3 separate regions of the Homo sapiens genome follow, and regions 2 and 3 are each linked to region 1. Evidence: chromatin contacts called from ENCODE Hi-C or POLR2A ChIA-PET data. All regions are on one chromosome and are shown on one strand. The core of a region is the stretch at or near the end of the contact, and the rest is flanking DNA. Distances in the headings are between cores, read along the strand shown. Region 1 holds the start of ZDHHC4 (zDHHC palmitoyltransferase 4). Region 2 holds the start of DAGLB (diacylglycerol lipase beta). Region 3 holds the start of CCZ1B (CCZ1B vacuolar protein trafficking and biogenesis associated).

Evidence for each region. A loop is a pair of places that touch in the nucleus more often than their neighbours do. ChIA-PET counts read pairs that join two places held with the same protein, here RNA polymerase II (POLR2A). Pooled maps may share reads with other maps.
Region 2: a loop to region 1 is called in a map of naive thymus-derived CD4-positive, alpha-beta T cell, with 4 times the contacts of the local background. The contact joins the promoter of DAGLB here to the promoter of ZDHHC4 in region 1. A Hi-C loop is called at or near these places in 1 of 168 maps with a recorded cell type or tissue (naive thymus-derived CD4-positive, alpha-beta T cell), 1 of 37 single-sample maps with no recorded cell type and 11 of 50 pooled maps. POLR2A ChIA-PET finds 5 or more read pairs at or near these places in 7 of 52 experiments (B cell, GM12878, HEK293 and 4 more).
Region 3: a pooled map shows a loop between it and region 1 (7-fold over the local background). The contact joins the promoter of CCZ1B here to the promoter of ZDHHC4 in region 1. A Hi-C loop is called at or near these places in 4 of 37 single-sample maps with no recorded cell type and 4 of 50 pooled maps. POLR2A ChIA-PET finds 5 or more read pairs at or near these places in 1 of 52 experiments (activated T-cell).

Annotation. Positions count from the first base shown.
Region 1 is chr7:6,575,823-6,579,411 of GRCh38, forward strand. ZDHHC4 (zDHHC palmitoyltransferase 4) reads left to right here and starts at 1,632. Exons shown (of 8, transcript NM_001134389.2): 1 at 1,632-1,676; 2 at 2,744-2,898. RefSeq lists a silencer at 1,652-1,981 and an enhancer at 2,260-2,875.
Region 2 is chr7:6,446,239-6,449,669 of GRCh38, forward strand. It overlaps DAGLB (diacylglycerol lipase beta), which reads right to left and starts at 1,716. Exons shown (of 15, transcript NM_139179.4): 1 at 1,510-1,716. The coding sequence starts at 1,604. RefSeq lists an enhancer at 1,924-1,973.
Region 3 is chr7:6,824,695-6,828,113 of GRCh38, forward strand. CCZ1B (CCZ1B vacuolar protein trafficking and biogenesis associated) reads right to left here and starts at 1,581. Exons shown (of 15, transcript NM_198097.5): 1 at 1,384-1,581; 2 at 1-43. The coding sequence starts at 1,503. RefSeq lists an enhancer at 2,524-2,818.

The sequences.
Region 1 (3,589 bases), core at 382-2,881:
AGCTGGGACCACATGTGCATGCCAGCACACCCGGCTAATTTTTAAATTTTTTGTAGAGACAAGGTCTCCATATGTTGCCCAGACTGTTCCCAAACTCCTGGGCTCAAGCGATCCTCCCACCTCGGCCTCCTGAAGTGCTGGAATTATAGGTATGAGCCTTGGTTTTTCAATTCTGGGTCCATAAATTTATGAAGACCTTGGATACAATGTACACAGGAGAAGGCATCCTGTTGGTAAGGAGTTTCATAAAAAGGAAAAGAAAACGCATCAAGAAGCTGACGTAGGTAGCAAAGAGACAGGAAAAGAGAAGAGCTTTAAGGCCAGTGTTTGGAGATCAGACATTTCCCCTCAAAGGAGGACAGGCCTGGCTCAGGTCTTCAGAGGCATCAGGAATAGACCCTGGCCTCAGCTGATTCAGAGATGGTCAGAGCAAAGGACACCCCACAGGGCCTTCTCAGGGCTATGTTTGGAAGCAGCTCTTGTTACCCCAAGCCTGCCTAGCATCAAACACCCTTCCCTTTTATCCTCAACGTTTGTGGTCAAGTATTTGTCACTGCCCCGAGGATATTTAGGGCTGTACAGAGCAACATGTCCTTGTCATCAGGAGCAAGGACACACATGGAGCGGAATCTGACTGATGGGTACACATTGTGCTTTCTGCCCGCTTCTGCAACGGAAGATGCTGGAAATGTTCTGCTAGATCTCAACAGTGTGGGTGGCTGAAAGCAAACTCTGTCCACCACACAGACATAGTCTGAGAGCCCCCTAAGTGTGACTGCCCTGGGCCACCTGGATCCCCCTGCTGGGCTCTGAGCAGGGACATGACTGGTCTCTGTGCAGGCCGCAGGGCAGCTTAGTCCCTGTCACAGCCCCAGAATGATCGCCCCCACCAGGCCCAGGTCGGTCCTCCTGTAAGTCTCCTGGCAATACTGCTCTAAAATCCCACTTCCAGCCCAGTGCAGGGACTCACGCCTGTAATCTCAACACTCTGGGAGGCCGAGGTGGGAGGATCACTTGAGCCCGGGAGTTCGAGATCAGCTTGGGCAACATAGTGAGACACCCGTCTCTACAAAAAAAAAAAAAAAAAAAAAAAAATTAGGCGGGTGTGGTGGCATGCACCTGTGGTCCCAGCTACTTGGGAGGCTGAGGCAGGAGGCATTGCTTGAGCCCAGGAGTTGGAGGTTGTAGTGTGCTAGGATAGCGCCATTGCACTCCGGCTTGGGCGACAGAGCGAGGCTGTTTCTGAATGAATGAACGAATACATAAGTAAATAAGAAAATAGGTAATACATAAAATAAAATAAATAAAATAAAATAAAATAAAATAAAATAAAATAAAATAAAATAAATAAAATAAAATAAATAAAATAAAATAAATAAAATAAAATAAATAAAATAAAATAAATAAAATAAAATAAAATAAAATAAAATAAAATAAAATAAAATAAAATAAAATAAAATAAAATCGCACTTCCCAGCGGTTACACCCGGCCACGGAGGTCCCCAGGCTGGCTGCGAGGGCGCCGGGGAGGTCACTGTTACTCCAGCCCCGCAACCCGCGGCGGCCCTCGCACACTTCCGCCGGAAGTCAGCCCCTCAGGGGCGCCGTGCTGATGTCACGAGCCCGCAGGAAGTCTCGTATCGCGCCCGGGAGGCGCCGGAGCCCAGCGGCTGGCGGTAAGGCCGCCTCCGCGGGGCTGTGGGAAGCTTGGGCTGTCCCAGGACCGTCAGTCTCCTCCTCTGACCCTCCCTTTCCCCTTGTGTGTAGGGCCGCCGTCCCACCCCCACCTCGCCCGAGTCCGGGGCGGCCCCGGTGTCCCCTCCGAGCCTGCTGCACTCCACGTCCCCCTACCAGGGCTCCAGCCCCCAGGGAAATCTCCGACCAGGCCCGCCCAGGAGGTGCCTTGGATGGGGGTGGCTTCGGGAGGCCCTAATGGGGAGTGGCGGGGAGAGACCCAAGGCTACCGACTTGGCTTATTTCTTCCCAACTAGCTGTTTCTCACAAAGTCTTTATTATTATTGTATTTTGAGACGGGGTTTCGCTCTTGTTTCCCAGGCTGTAGTGCAGTGGCGCGATCTCGGCTTACTGCACCCTCCGCCTCCCGGATTCAAGCAATTCTGCCTCAGCCTCCCCAGTAGCTTGGATTACAGGCATGCGCCATCACGCCCAGCTAATTTTTTTTGTATTTAGTAGAGACGGATTTCACCATGTTGGTCAGGCTGGTCTCGAACTCCTGACCTCAGGTGTTCTACCCGCCTCGGCCTCCCAAAGTGCTGGGATTATAGGCGTGAGCCACCGCGCCCGGCCTCTTTTATTGTTTTTAGAGATGGGGTCCAGCTCTATGGCCCAGGCTGGAAGGCAGTGGCACGATCACAGCTCACTGCAGCCTCGACCTCCTGGGCTCAAGCCATCCTTCCACCTCAGCCTCCCAAGTAGCTGGGACCACAGGCGCGGGCCACCACGCCCCACTGATTTTTAAATTTTTATGTAGGGACAGTGATCTCACTGTGTTGCCCAGGCTGGTCTCGAACTCTTAACCTCAAGCTATCCTCCTGCCTGGGCCTCCCAAAGATTTGGGAGCAGGCCTAAGCAACTTAGTCTGGGCCATTTCTCCCAAAGTCTTACCCATTCATGCTGGGGGTGCTGAAAATCCCCTACTTCCAAATCCTTTTCCACAGGTATTCTGCCTTTGACTGCAACTCTTGTCGTCTTATGTGGGTGTTGAATTGATCTGTCTCTGCAGCCAGATCCAGGCTCCTGGAAGAACCATGTCCGGCAGCTACTGGTCATGCCAGGCACACACTGCTGCCCAAGAGGAGCTGCTGTTTGAATTATCTGTGAATGTTGGGAAGAGGAATGCCAGAGCTGCCGGCTGAAAATTACCCAACCAAGAGAAATGTAGGCTGGGTACCCTGAATCACCCCGTGAGAATTGCTGCTGTTTGTTTACTCTCACCTATCATGTCATGAATAGCTTCTTGTTTGGTTATCTCACTTGGCATTACAGCCCAGAATCTTATCTGCTAAGGTCAAAAGTGACCAGTTCCGGTATCTTTTTTGGTTTGTTTTTGAGACAGGGTCTCATGCTGTCGCCCAGGCTTGAACTCCTGTGCTCAAGCAATCCTCCCGCCTCAGCCTCCACAGGCATGCGCAACCACACTTGGCTAATTTTTGTATTTTTTGTAGAGATGGGGGTCTCGCTTTGTTGCCCAGGCTGGTCTTGAACTCCTGGGTTCAAGTGATCCTCCCACCTCAGCCTTCCAAAGTGCTGGGAGTACAGGCACGAGCCACTACGGCCGGCCAATTCCAGTACCTTTTTTTTCTTCTTTTTTTTTCTTAAACCGCTACACTATGGAAAAGAGTTCCAGTATCCAGTGTCTTTTCTTTTTTTTTTTTTGAAACGGAGTCTCGCTCTGTTGCCCAGGCTGGAGTGCAGTGGCGCGATCTCGGCTCACTGCAACCTCCGCTTCCTGGGTTCAAGAGATTCTCCTGCCTCCACCCCCTGAGTCGCTGGGATTACAGGCATGTGCCACCACGCCCGGTTAATTTTTGTGTTTTTAGTATAGATGGGGATTACACCATGTTGGCCA
Region 2 (3,431 bases), core at 466-2,965, 130 kb before region 1:
TGGGCGGATCACAAGGTCAGGAGATCGAGACCATCCTGATCAACATGGTGAAACCCTGTCTCTACGAAAAATACAAAAAAAAAAAAAAAAATAGCTGGGCGTAGTGGTGCGCACCTGTAGTCCCAGCTACTCGAGAGGCTGAGACAGGAGAATTGCTTGAACCTGGGACGTGGAGGTGGCAGTGAGCCGAGATCGTGTCACTGCACTCCAGCCTGGGCAACGATATGAGACTCCGTCTCAAAAAAAAAAAAAAAAAAAAAAAAAAAAAAAAAGAAATAAAAGGAGTTAATATTTTCCAAAACAAGGCAAGGTTCACTTTGGAATATAATTTTCTTTTTGTAGAGACAGGGTCTTGCTATGTTGCCCAGACTGGTCTTGAACTCCTGGCTTCAAGTGATCTTCCTGCCTTGGCCTCCCAAAGTGCTGGGATTACAGGCATGAATCACTGCACCTGGCCTGGAATATAATTGCCAACAATAAAAGATCTAGGCCCGGCACGGCGGCTCACGTCTGTAATCCTAGCACTTTGGGAGGCCAAGGCAGGAGGATCACTTGAGCACAAGAGTTGGACACTAGCCTGGGCAACACGGTGAGACTCCATCTCTACAAAAAATAGAAAAAGTTAGCTGGGCGTGGTGGCACGAGTCTGTGGTCCCAGCTACTTGGAAGAGTGAAGTGGGAAGATCGCTTGAGCCCAGGAGGTTGAGGCTGCAGTGAGTGGTGATCGCACCACTGCACTCCCGCCTGGGTAGCAGAGTGAGACCCTGTCTCAAAAAAATAAAAAGAAAAGGGGTCTCACTATGTTGCCCAGGTTGGTCTCAAACTCCTGCCCTCAAGCAATCCTCCCGTCTCAGCCTCTCAATGTGCTGAGATAACAGGCGTGAGCCATGGCGCCCAGCCAAGAATCTACTTTTGCATAACAATGATTCATTCCCTGCACAGATCCTCTGGGAACAGACTTCAGGTACCAATGCCACTTCCCACTGATTCCACACTTTGAAAGACAACAGCGTTGTATGTTGAGCCTGTCTGCTTCTCACGAAATGCAGCCACAACCGGCTCGGTATTTTTTCCTATCCTTCGTGTTGCAGATTCAAGTGCCCCGTACAAAGGGAAGGAAGGGCACAAGTGGCTGCTCCCGCCTCAAGAAAGGAGAACTCGAGGCCAAGGCTTTTGCCGGCGGTAACACCCTCGTGGCACCCCAGGGCCAGGTCTCGGCGCTGCACACAAAGGGGTGCTCGCGTCCTGCTGCGCGGACTTCGAAACCCCCTGTTTGTCCCCCGGGGTCAGCCCACACACTCTGGGGGCTTCGGTTTGTCATCCGTCAAATGGACACAGCACCACTGCCCACCTCTTCGGGCAGTGGTGAGAACTCGATAAGAGGATGCGTGGCCAGCGCTGGGACCGCGACAGTGCTTGGGAAGCCACTTCTGTCACCGTCTCAAGGGACAGCTCGCCCCCCGCTCCCTCTCCGGTGGGCTCCACCGCCCCCGTAGCCGCCGTCCTTACCACAGCACTCGCACGACCAGCTCGAAGAACCCTGGGAAGACCAAGTCGTCGCTGGCGATGGCCCAGCGCCGGCCGAAGAGTACCATCCCCGGCATGGCGAAGGTCCCGTAGCTCGCACTCAGGAGAGACCCCGCGCGCCGTTCACCGAGAACAAACCAGCACCCTCCGGACGCCGCCACCAAATTATCGGCGCTCAAGCGCAAACGCAGCGAGGGCGGGGACCTGCGCATGCTCACGCTGAGGCCGAGATCGGCGCAAGCGCACTGAGCCCTACACCGCCTCTTCCGCCGGAGCTGTCTGCGCCTGCGCAGAAACGCTGATCCGGAAGGCGCTGGCTGAGTCGATTGCAGGTCTGCCGGTCGGTGAAATCCGTTCTGGTATTTTCTTTTTCTTTTTCGTGAAGAGTGCAGTGATATCCGTTCTGGTGATATTTCCTTTTCCTTTTTTTTTTTTTTTTTTTTTTTTTTTTTTTTTTTTTTTTGGTGACGGAGTCTCGCTCTGTTCCCAGGCTGGAGTGCAGTGGGTGTGATCTCGGCTCACTGCATCCTCCGCCTCCCGGGCTCAAGCGATTCACCTGTCTCAGGCTCCGGTGTAGCTGTGATTACAGGAGCGCGCCACCACGGCTAATTTTTGTATTTTTAGTAGAGACGAAGTTTCACCATGTTGGCCAGGCTGGTCTCGAACCCCTGACCTCAAGTGATCCGCCCGCCTGGGCCTCTCAAAGTGCTAGGATTACAGGCGTGAACCACTGCGCCCGGCCCTGTTTGTCTGTTTGTTTAAGGCAGCGTATGGCTCTGTCGTTCAGGGTGGAGTGCAGTGGCGCAATCATGACTCACTGCAGCCTTGAACTCCTGAATGCCGCCTTGAATTCCTGGATTCCAGCGACTCTCCCACCTCAACCTCCTGAGTAGCTGAGACCAAAGGCACGTGCCACACTCCCGGCTAATTTATTTTTATTTATTTATTTATTTATTTATTTATTTATTTAGAGACATAGTTTTGCTCTTGTTGCCCCAGGCTGGAGTGCAATGGCGCGATCTTGGTTCACCACAACCTCCATCTCCTGGGTTCAAGCGATTCTCCTGCCTCAGCCTCCTGAGTAGCTGGGATTACAGGCATGTGTCACCATGCCCAGCTAATTTTGTATTTTTAGTAGAGATGGGGTTTCTCCATAAATTTTCCTATTTTTTGTAGAGACCGGAGTCTCACTCTGTTGCCCAGGCCGGTCTTGAACTCCTGGCCTCAAACCATCCTCCCGCCGCAGCCTCCCAAAGTGCTGGTATTACAGGCGTGAGCCACTACACCTGACCGAAATTTTCATTTTATAAGGAGGGACGCTTCAGGCCTGGAGGAATTAGCTAGCCTAGAGACCCAGGCTGTCAATGGCAGGTGTGGGACTCATATCCCGTTCTGTGAGACTTGCAAGCATGGGACAACATTGCTTCCATCTGTGCCCCTTGCTGTAAGGAGCCCGTGTTAGGAACCCCTCGAGTTCAGGGTCTGAAACCACCCTGCAGCTGGCGGGGTGGAGTCTGAGCGCTTTTCAGTACCCCCACTGCCCCACCCTGGTCTGAGCCACCTTCATCTCCTGCCTGGGCTCATCACCCCACTGTGCTTTCTCATTCTGCTGTGCCCTCTTCAGCAGCCAGGGTGACTTTGTGAACCTTCAGATAAAGCCTGCACCCTGCCTGGGACTTTGCAAGGCTGCACTTTGTGCATAAAATTACATTGCAGGCCAGGCGCGGTGCCTCACGCCTGTAATCCCAACACTTTGGGAGGCTAAGGTGGGCGAATCACGAGGTCAGGAGGAGATCGAGACCATCTTAGCCAACATGGTGAAACCTCGTCTCTACTAAAATTTAAAAAAAAAGTTAGCCAAGTGTGGTGGCACGCACCTGTAGTCCTGGCTACTTGGGAGGCTG
Region 3 (3,419 bases), core at 331-2,830, 250 kb after region 1:
TTTCTACCTCATTTGGATGATAAAATAAAATCTTATTTTCCTCCTGAAACATGAGGAAACAGAAGCACAACATGAATAGAAACATTTCATCTTAGCTATTGAAAACGCTAAGTTCAATGTCGACCTCTTGTGTCACACATGCTAATGACAAAATAAAACAAAAACCGGTTTTAGAAAAACAGGAATTGTAATCCTAGTATTTTCAGAGGCTGAGGCGGGAGGATCACTTGAGCTCAGGAGTTCAAGACCAGCATGGGCAACACAGTGAGACGTCTCTATTATTTAAAATAAGAAGAAGAACAGGAATGATCTCATCATTGTGCAAATACTGCCCACCAGTCAGAAAGGCAATTTCGATAGTCAAGAAGTCACATCTGAAGTAGCACCAGGTAATTTTTATGAAAACTCAAGTCTCCAGGTTTCTTTCCTAGTGCTAATTTGTAATACACCAATGCTTGTAAGAAGTAAAGGTGTGCCCATCTGCAGACACATAGCTCCCTGAAAATTAAATCCAGTCAGTTCCCAGCCATTTGAACTGACAAGTTGTTTTTTTTTTCTTTTTCTGGAGATGGGGTCTGTGCTGCCCAGGCTGTAGTGCAGTGGCGCTATTACAGCTCACCTGCAGCCTCAATCACTTGGGCTCAAGCGATCCTCTGGCCTCAGCCTCCTGAGTAACTGGAAATACAGGTGCGTGCCACCACGCCCGGCTCACTTTTCAATTTTTTTTTTTTTTTTGTAGAGTTGGGGGTCTTGCTATGTTGCCCAGGCTGGTCTGGAACCCCTGGCCTCAAGCAATCCTCCCATCTCGGCCTCCTAAAGTGCTGGGATTACAGGCGTGAGTCACAGCGCCCAGCCTGGACAGTCTTTAACAGAAGTCTGACTTGCTGGAAACAAAACACAGCTCCGGACATCCTTTGAGAAAGTCGCCGTCCCCACCTCAGAAAAACCACACACACACACACACACACACCCCTCCCGAAATTAATTTATTTCCTCATTTGGGCGAAAACTATTACAGGGACCTCCAGGCTTGCATCATTTGAAGGCTAGCGTCTGCCACCCTGGTTCCACGCTTCTAGTTGGGGACTACCCACTTAACAAAGCCAAGTTCAATTTTAATTTCCCAGAACTGACGCAAAGCAAAGCGCAAAGAGCCTCAACCTGGGGTGTGGAGTGATATAGACCCGACGGGGCTTTATTCCATCGACCTAGGACCTGAAGCGGTCCCTGCCTGCTGTCAGGTCCCCGCCGCAGCCCCCTGCCCGGACTCGCACCTGGCACAATGCAGGCTAGGTCAGTGCCCCTCGAGGTGGGCAGAACCACAGGGCCACCTTCCCGGGGAACACCGGCGCCGCCCGCCCGCGCGCCGCCCCCTCCGCATACCTGTCCTTCGCGCGGCCCGAAGCGCGGGTTGTAGATGAAGAAACTCAGCAGCGCCGGCGGGAACTGCTTCTCCTGGGCCGCCCAGGGCCCGCTCCCGGCCCCGGCCGCCGCTGCAGCCATCCCGCCCCGGCCCCCACCTCGGGAGCCTCCCACGGCCCGCCCAGAGACAGCAGCCACCGGCTAAAACACCGCACTTCCGCCTCCGTCGCCACCGCCCCGGAAGCACTCGCCGCAGGCCCGGAAAAAGAATCCGCCTCGCAGCGTCCTCTTCAGGCACCCCCGGGTGGCCTTGTTGTCTGTTTCCTGGCCGAGTTTGTGTTTTGCTGGCTCGCGGAGTTTTCTCCTGGCTACAGGCGAGGGCTGCGCGTTTCAGGAAAAACCGAGCGGGCACTGTTTTTTTGTTGTTGTTGTTTTTTCTGATAGGGTCTCAGTTTGTCATCCAGGCTGGAGTGTAGTGGCGCGATCTCAGCTCACTGCAGCCTCAACGTCCGACACTCAAGCAATCCCCCTGCCTCAGCCTCCCAAGTAGCTAGGATTACAGGCGCGCGCCACCAAGGCCAGTTTTATTTTTTTGTAGAGGTGGGGTCTGTGTTGCCCAGGCTGCTCTCGAACTCCTGGCCTCAAATGGTCTCCCACTTCGGCCTCCCAAAGTGCTCCGATTACAGGCGTGAGACACCACCGCCCAGCCTGTTGTTGTTTTGGTGGTATTGTTTTAAATTTAATTTAGAGACAAGATCTCGCTTTGTCACCCAGGTTGGAGTGCAGTGGTGCCATCATAGCTCACTGCAGCCTCAACTCCTGGGCTCAAGGGATCTTCCCACCTCAGCCTGAGGAGTAGCTGAGACCACAGGCATGCACTACCATGCCCAGATAATTAAAAAATAGATAGATAGATAGTAGAGACAGGGTCTCACTTTGTTGCCCCGGCTGCTCTCTAACTCTTGGCATCAAGGGATCCTCCTGCCTCTGCTACTGGATGGAAGGTCTTGACCGTGGATTGCCCAGGTTCTTGGCTTGTTGAACACAGAACTGAACAAAATGCAATGCACAAAGTAACAAAAGAACAAAGCAACGAAAAGAAACAAAAGAAAAAACCGGAGTAAGGAATAGACAGATTTATTGAAGCGAAAGTACAACTCACAGAGCAGGAGCAAGACAGAGCAAACAGCTCAAGAGCCCCCATTAGGATTTTCATTAAGCTGGAAGAATTAGGTAACGCCCCTAGGTGCCCGTTAGAGGTCTCCGATTGGTTACACCCTCTGAAGGATTGGCCTGTGACCAATCAGAGGCTGAAGTGGAGACGCGCACCCGCCCCCCCGTCAATCAGAAGCTGTCACCCTCCCCCCCGGCCAACCCCCTGTCGTCCGTCAATCAGCCTCTGATTGAGGGAATGAACACGTGGCCTCTATGCTGCCTAATCTTGCCTAGAACTGGCTGCACCTGCTGTTCTTTTGTTTATGCCTTAACCCTTGGTTACCCTCATTCCCTATTCTGCCTCACCTGCCCTCCGAAAGTGCTGGGATTACAGATGTGAGCCACCCACACCAGGCCCATTGTTTTGTTTTTAGTTTATTTAAAAAGTATTTTATTCTAAGACAGCACTTTGCTCTGTTGCCCAGGCTGGAGTGCAGTGGCCAGATCAGACCTCACTGCAGCCTGGAACTCCGGGGCTCAAGTGATCCTCCCACCTCAGCCTCCCGAATAGCTGGGACCACAGGTGCATGCCACCATGGCTGGCTAATTTTTAAATTTTTCGTAGAGCTGGGGTCTCACTATGTTAACCCAGGCTGGTCTCGAACTCCTGGGCTCAAGTGATCCACTGGCCTTGGGCTCTCCAAGTGCTGGGATTGTAGGCATAAGCCCCTGTGCCATGGCAGTTTTTTTTGTAGAAGGAAATGTAGAGACACAAAGGAAGCCTCATTTAGAAATAAACAAGGCTGGCCACGGTGGCTCATAGCTGTAATCCCAGCACTTTGGGAGGCCAAGGTGGGTGGATCACTTGAGGCCCAGAGTTCCAGACCAGCCCCGTCTCTACT